Regions from separate parts of the Homo sapiens genome. Here regions 2 and 3 are each linked to region 1. A link is an interaction called in ENCODE POLR2A ChIA-PET data of the cell type or tissue named here. Cell type or tissue: GM12878. All regions are shown on one strand.

Region 1 (2,500 bases):
ATGAGTAGCGCCACGGCCGCTTTGGAGGTTCCATAGGCCCCCAAGCACGGATATGGCATGTCCCCTGCGGATGGATTGGGAGTGGGGCAGCTCAGCTTTGGCAAGGGGCTCCCTAAGCCCTCCCCCACCCCAGGGGGCTCCTTTTTGCTCCAGTGGGGGGGGGCACTCACCCGCTGGGCTCCCCACAGTCACGATGCGGCCCCTTGAGCTGCGCAGCAGGGGCAGGAGGCCCTTGGTCAGCTCGAGCGCGCCAAAGAAATTCACCTCCATGCAGCTACGGAAAGTGGCCACTGGAGACAGCTCCGCATCAGCAACTACTTCATTGTGGCCTGCGTTGTTGACGAGGCCCCACAGGCCTGGGGTCACAGAGCAGAGGAGGGAAGCCTTAGGTCAGCCCAGCAGCAAACTTCCAGTCCCCGTGTCCTTCCCACTCCCCTGCCACGCCCTTGCCTGGTGGACACTTGCCACTGACCGGTGCTGGTGGTGTGGGCCTTGGTGAACTCTAGCACGCGGCTAATGTCTCCTGGTTTGGTCAGGTCCATCTGCAGCAGCCTTAGGCGAGGGGAGCAGCAGGTACGCAGCTCGATGGCACCGGGGCTGTTCAACTCCAATACGGTGGCCAGCACCGTGAAGCCCATGGAGTCCAGTTTCTTGGCCGTCTCCTTGCCAAAACCAGAGTCACAGCCTGGCCAGGCCAGGGCAGTCAGTGAACTTCCACTGTGGCCCAGCCTAGCCTGAGACAACCCCAGAATCACCAGGGTCTGGATGGGATCCAGGCCCCTGCAAACCAAGCCACCAGCAGTCAACAACCCTAACTCCTTCCCTAGGCCCATCCCTGGCAGGCTGTGTCCCTCTAGCTGAGCCCTGGGCAGTAACTCTGTGACAGCTGTCATCTGCCTGACTCCCCGTGGCTACCCCACTAATGTGGCTTACAGAAGAGGAAACTAAGGCCTAGTAATGCTAAGTTGCTTCCCAAATTCACACAGGTCAGGTCTGGGACAGTCCCAGGCCCCAGTGTGGTTCTGCTTTCTTGATTTCAGGCCACAGCTCACAGGCACAGGCACAGTATTAGTAGGAGCCTCCCTTTCTCTTTTTTTTTTTTTTTTTTTTGAGACAGGGTCTCGCTCTGTTGCCCAGGCTGGAGTGCAGTGGCATGATCTTGGCTCACTGCAACCTCCCCTCCTGGGCCCAAGCATTCCTTCCTCCTCGGTCTCCTGAGTAGCTGGGACTACAGGCCTGTGTCACCACGCCTGGCTGGTTTTTTCTTTTTTTTTTTTTTTGTTTGAGACGGAGTCTCACTCTGTTGCCCAGGCTGGAGTGCAGTGGCGTGATCTCAGCTCAGTGCAACCTCTGCCTCCCGGGTTCAAGCGATTCTCCTGCCTCAGCCTCCTGAGTAGCTGAGACTACAGGTGCGCATCACCACAGGCCTGGCTAAGTTTTGTATTTTTAGTAGAGACGGGGTTTCACCATGTTGGTCAGGCTGGTCTCTAACTCTTGACCTCGTGATCTGCCTGCCTCGGCCTCCCAAAGTTCTGGGATTACAGGCGTGAGCCACTGCGCCCAGTCTACCTGGCTGGTTTTTAAATTTTTTTGGAGAGATGGGAGTCTCACTATGTTGCCCAAGCTGGTTTTGAACTCCTGGGCTCAAGTGATCCTCCCACCTTGGCCTCTCAAAGTGCTGGGATTGAAGATACAAGCCACCACATCCGGCTTCTCTTCCTTTCTGACTGCCCAGGCCTCTCCTTCCTTAATCTGGACTCTGAAGCAGCCCCTTCTGTAGTCCTGTCCCTTCCTGCCCTCTTGAAGCCCTTCTCTACCTAAGCAGCCAAAGGGATCTTTCCAAAAATGACAATATCCCTCTGTGCTACAAACCTTCCCAGGGCTGCCACAGTACTCAGAATGAAGCCCAAGCTCCCTGGCTCAGGCCCTGTACAACATGAGCCCCACCTCCCTTCCCAGCCTCAACACCCTCTACTATTTTTTCAGGCTGGAGGCAAGCTGGAGGCCCATCCCCACTTCACCCAGACCCTTGGAATTCCAATCAGTGGCAACAGGGGTGTTTTCTGAGCCCCAGACGACTTGCCTCCAGGACAGGGACCATGATAGATGAAGAAGAGAACAGACCTACATTTGAATCCTTTCCCACACCCACCAAGTGTGACCGAGGTCAGTTACCACTCTTGGAGGCTTAATTTCTGTCTTTGGTATGCGAAGAGAAGAACCACCAGGCAGAGCCAGTGTAGGGGTCCATAGTACTGATAAGCCCCTGCCTCCTTGATTGTTCCCATGCTGATCCTGGCTCCATGGGCAGCCAGTGAGGGAAGGGGAAAGGCCAGTGAGCAGGGAGGCTTTCTGTTCTGCTCCTGCTCCCACCCCTGGCCCTCAACCCCGCCCCCCAACCCCCATCTTCTGGAACAGAAGCTGCAAAGCAGCTCTGTTTCCCTACTCCTGGACCGCTCAGTACGGTCTCCCCATCTCAGCTCCACTCCCTCTACTGAAA
Region 2 (2,500 bases), 350 kb before region 1:
AATGCTGCAGCAAACATTGGTGTACATAGTGTTTGAGTTCCTATTTTCAGTTCTTTTGGGTGTTCACCTAAGAATGGTATTGCTGGGTCATATGATAATTTTTATTTAACTTTTTTGGGTAACTACCGAACTTTTCCATAGTGGCTGCACCATTTTACATCCCCACCAGCAGTGTGTGAAGGCTCCAATTTCTTTACATCCTTGCCAACATTTATTTTATTTCTTTCTTCATTTTTTTATTTTTTAAAGCCTTGCTGTCTTGCCTAGTCTGGTCTTGAACTCCTGAGCTCAAGCAATCCTCTTGCTTCAGCCTCTCAAGTAGCTGGAACTTTGATTGATTGATTGATTGATTGATTGAGATAGAGTCTCACTCTGTCACCCAGGCTAGAGTGCACTGGCGCTATCTCAGCTCATTGGAACTTTTGCCTCCCGGGTTCAAGTGATTCTCCCACCTCAGCCTCCTGAGTAGCTGAGATCACAGGCATGTGCCACCACGCCTGGCTAATTTTTGTATTTTTAGTAGAGACAGGGTTTCACCATGTTGGCCAGGTTGGTCTCAAACTCCTGACCTCAAGTAATCTGCCTGCCTTGGCCTCCCAAAGTGCTGGAATTACAGGTGTGAGCCACCATGCCTGGCCTATTTATTCTATTTTTTCGTTGTTGTTTTTGAGATGGAGTCTAGCTCTATCCCCCAGGCTGGAGTGCAATGGCTTGATCTGGGCTCACTTCAACCACCACCTCCCTGGTTCAAGTGATTCTCATGTCTCAGCCTCCTGAGTAGCTGGAATAACAGGTGTGTACCACTACGCCTGGCTGATTTTTGTATTTTTAGTAGAGACAGGTTTCACCAAGTTGGCCAGGCTGTCCTCGAACTCCTGACCTTAACTGATCTGCCCGCCTCGGCCTCCCAAAGTGCTGAAATTTCAGGCGTGAGCCACTGCACTTGACCTGGAACTTTTAAATTATAGCTATTCTAGGTATGAAGTGGTAACTCATTGTGGTTTTGATTTGCATTTCCTAATGACTAGTGATGTTGAGGATCTTGTTATGTGCTTATTGTATGTGGCTATCTGTATAGATTCTTTGGAGAAATGTCTGTTCAAGTCCTTTGCCTGTTTGGGTTGTTTGTCTTTCTGTTGTTGAGTTATAGGAATTCTTTATTTTTGATATTAAACCCTTATCAGATCTATGATTTGCAAATACTTTTTCCTATTCCATTGATTGTCTTTTCACTCTCTTATTTTTTATTTTTATTTTTATTTTTTTCAGATGGATTTTTGCTCTGTCGCACAGGCTGGAGTGCAGTGGTGCAATCTTGGCTCACTGCAGACTTAACCTCCTGGGCTCAAGTGATCCTTCCACCTCAGCATCCCAAGTAGCTGGGACTACAGGTGCATGCCACCATGACTGGCTAAATTTTAAATTTTTTGTAGAGATGGGGTCTTGCCATGTTGCCTAGGCTGGTCTTGAACTCCTGGGCTCAAGCAGTCCTCCTGCCTCCACAGCCTCCCAAAGCACTGGTATTACAGATGTGAGCTACCATGCCTGGCCTCTTGATGATGTCTTTTTTTTTTTTTAATTATTATTATTTTTTTTGAGATGGAGTCTCGCTCTGATCTCCGCTCACTGCAAGCTCCGCCTCCCAAGTTAACGCCATTCTCCTGCCTCAGCCTCCCGAGTAGCTGGGACTACAGGCGCCTGCCACCATGCTCGGCTAATTTTTTGTATTTTTAGTAGAGACGGGGTTTCACCGTTTTAGCCAGGATGGTCTCGATCTCCTGACCTTGTGATCCACCACCTTGGCTTCCCAAAGTGTTGGGATTATAGGCGTGAGCCACTGTGCCTGGCTTTTTTTTTTTTTTTGAGATGGAGTCTCACTCACTCTGTTTCCTAGGCAGGAGTGCAGTGGTGTGATCTCAGCTCACTGCAACCTTTGCCTCCCGGGTTCAAGTGATTCTCCTGCCTCAGCCTCCTGAGTAGCTGGAATTACAGGCATGGACCACCATACCTGGCTAATTTTTGTATTTTTAGTGGAGACGGGGTTTTGCCATGTCGACCAGGCTGGTCTCGAACACCTGACCTCAAGTGGTCCGCCTGCCTCAGCCTCTCAAAGTGCTGGGATTATAGGCATGAGCCCCGATGATGTCTTTTGATGCACAGAAGTTTTAATATTAATTAAGTCCAATTCATGTATTTTTCTTTTTGTTCATCCTTTTTGTATCATCTCTAAATCCATTGTGAAATCAAAGGTCATGAAGATTTACCCTTACGCTTTCTTCTAAGAATTTTATGGTTTTGGCTCTTTCCTTTTTATTTTAGTTTTTCCCTTCCTTCCCTCCCTCCCTTCTTTCTTTCTTTCTTTTTTATTTATTTATTTATTTTTGAGACCGACTCTCGATCTGTCACCCAGGATGGAATGCAGTGGCACGATCTCGGCTCACTGCAACCTCCTCTTCCAGGGTTCCAGTGATTCTCCTGCCTCAGCCTCCCGAGTAGCTAG
Region 3 (2,500 bases), 370 kb before region 1:
AAATGGTGGTGCTGGAGTCTCATACTGCCACAGAAACTGAAGTGCACTTCTTAAATTTGTAGGGAGGAAAATGGATTGTTTTCTCCTAGTCTTTATCATAGATAACAGCTGAGTTAGTTATCTAGGTAGAGAGCAGAGACCAACTTCAGAAGGGAAGTGTTTACACTTAGAGACCTGGATTCTTTTTTTCTTTTTGTATTTTTTGAGAGATGAGGTCTGGCTATGTTGGAGATCTGGATTCTTTCAACTGGTTTTAACATTTCAGTTTTAGTCGATCTTGCTGTGTCATGTTAGATTGGTGAACTATAGGTGTTGACTGGAAGTCTAAAGAAAGGTGGGCATCTATTCCCAGCATTTTACATGTGGTAAACATGGCTGTTGAGCTGATCTGGAAACATCAGATGTTAATTAATTAATTTATTTATTTGCCACACAGTCTCCTTTATCATCCAGGCTGGAGTGCATTGACTCAATCTCGGCTCATTGCAACCTCTACTTTCTGGGTTCAAGTGATTCTCCTGCCTCAGCCTCCCGAGTAGCTGGGATTACAGGCATACGCCACCACGCCTGGCTAATTTTTGTATTTTTAGTAGAGATGGGGTTTCGCCATGTTGGCCAGGCTGGTTTCGAACTCCTGACCTCAGGTGATTCACCTGCGTCAGTCTCCCAAAGTGCTAAGATTACAGGCATGAGCCATGGTGCCCAGCAAGGAAACATCAGTTTTAGAAAGGTCTCAGGTCATGTATACCTGTGGTATCCTGCTTCAGTTGACCACTGTCAGATGGCAAGAGTATGAATAGCTCCTCATGGTCTCTTTATGGAATCCCTGAAAGCCTTCCCATGGCTGGGATGCAGCCACATGTTAGTATGGGCCAGGTGGGTTTTGAGGAGGCCAAAGGCAGTTACACAGGGCAGGCAGACATCAACTGGCTCATTTCCCTTTTTTTGTAGATTTTTTTTTTTTTTTTTGAGGCAGGGTCTCGCTCTGTTGCTCAGGCTGGAGTGCAATGGCATGATCACAGCTCACCGCCACCTCAACTTCCTGGGCTCAGTCAATCCTCCCACCTCAGCTTCCTGAGTAGCTGGGACTATAGGTGTGTGCCATCATGCTTGGCTCATTTTCTTATTTTTTGTAGAGATGGGGTCTCACAATGTTTCCTAGGCTGGTCTTGAATTCCTGGGCTCAAGTATTTCTTCCACCTCAGCCTTCCAAAGTGCTGGGATTATAGTCATGAGCCACCATGCCCAGCTGATTTTTTTTTTAACTATTTTATAGAGATGGGATCTTGCTGTGTTGTCTAGGCTGGTCTCCAACTCCTAGCCTCAAGTGATCCTCCTGCCTCAAAGTGATCCAAAGTGCTGGGATTGCAGGCAGGAGCCACCATTGTCAGCCTCCCATGGATTTTGGAGGTGTGTTTTTTATCCTGGTTTAGTCCATGACCCAAGCATTAACTGGTTGTCTAGCTTTCCTGTGTTACCTAGTTTGATCCTCACAGCATCTCTGGCAAGTGGCTAGAGCAGGTGATCATCTACCTTCCCATTTTGTGAGTGAGCCCTGAGTCCCTGGGATGTTTGGTGGCCTACCCTGGCTGCAGGGCTTAGGGTGTGCAGTGGAGTAGCCTGACTTATCAGATGTCCTCGCCTGATCCTAGACACACATGTCCATGCTGCTGCTGCCTTTCCCCATTGTAGCTGTTGCATTTCTTCCCTGGGTAGAGTGAAGGAATGTTCTGTTGGATTCCTACCAGATTGCAATGTTAGGGGACAGAGCTGAAAGGTGCATGGTGCTGTGTAGGGCCAGAGAATTGTGGCATGCTCTGGGCCGGGCTTGATCAACTTACTGTTCCATTTAATCTGTAAACTTGCTTTTCTGTAGATTTGAGTACACCTCCTTTGTAAAAGGTATTTATAAACCCAGTTGTTAGTGTCATTGTTCTCCAGAACGTCCTTTGTTTTGACAATATCTTTTGGAGAAGAACACACTAAGCTAGTCTAATAAGGAAAGTTTCATGTCAAGATTTCACAGAATATTTATATATACCTACTATGTTCCAGGCCCTATACTAGGTATAGGGAGAACAGATGTAAAGCCAGCACAGATCAGCTTTGTCCTCAGGAAGCCTGTGGCCCATTCAGTAGAGAGTGGACTGAAAGTCTTTCTGCAAGAGGAGGCAGAGCCTGGGAACAGTTGGGAGGAATGAGTAGGAGTTCCCCAGTAGGCGAGACCTGTTAGACCTATGAGTCTGATGGGTAACTAGCTTGACTTCTGGGTGCTAGGCTTTCTGGGCACTCCTCAAGTATAAGAGAGCTCTGTGGAGTAGGAGGGGCTGTGTTTGAGCTAAGAGCTTGGCACAGACTGATGGGCTTCAACTGCATTTTGCCGAGTCACCAGAGCTGTGAACTCGGGGAGCGGGTCTGGTGGGGTGAGGAGACATCAGAGCACTGCCAGTGGTGCCAGGAGATAAGGGGCATCCAGGTCTGTCTTTCTAGGAAGCGAAGG

Evidence for each region. Peaks named below come from ENCODE experiments on the same cell type or tissue, not always from the same donor. Only the 100,000 strongest peaks of a DNase experiment are listed, where the experiment ranks them.
Region 2: POLR2A ChIA-PET joins it to region 1 with 6 read pairs; 1 of 35 experiments calls an interaction of 5 or more read pairs at or near these places.
Region 3: POLR2A ChIA-PET joins it to region 1 with 7 read pairs; 2 of 35 experiments call an interaction of 5 or more read pairs at or near these places.

What each region holds. Positions count from the first base shown.
Region 1 is chr16:67,433,813-67,436,312 of GRCh38, reverse strand. It overlaps HSD11B2 (hydroxysteroid 11-beta dehydrogenase 2), which reads right to left. Exons shown (of 5, transcript NM_000196.4): 2 at 473-685; 3 at 171-356; 4 at 1-64. Among named protein-coding and RNA genes, the nearest start is that of HSD11B2, 3.9 kb to the right of the region's middle. RefSeq lists an enhancer at 326-827. In GM12878, no CTCF peak of the experiment used is centred here; a DNase peak (open chromatin) is centred at 982.
Region 2 is chr16:67,785,095-67,787,594 of GRCh38, reverse strand. All of the region lies in intron 2 of RANBP10 (RAN binding protein 10), which reads left to right. Among named protein-coding and RNA genes, the nearest start is that of RANBP10, 20 kb to the left of the region's middle. In GM12878, no CTCF peak of the experiment used is centred here; a DNase peak (open chromatin) is centred at 974; H3K27ac peaks cover 967 bases.
Region 3 is chr16:67,800,564-67,803,063 of GRCh38, reverse strand. The region is part of intron 2 of RANBP10 (RAN binding protein 10); the gene reads left to right. Among named protein-coding and RNA genes, the nearest start is that of RANBP10, 4.7 kb to the left of the region's middle. RefSeq lists an enhancer at 836-915. In GM12878, no CTCF peak of the experiment used is centred here; a DNase peak (open chromatin) is centred at 1,003; H3K4me3 peaks cover 928 bases; H3K27ac peaks cover 2,077 bases.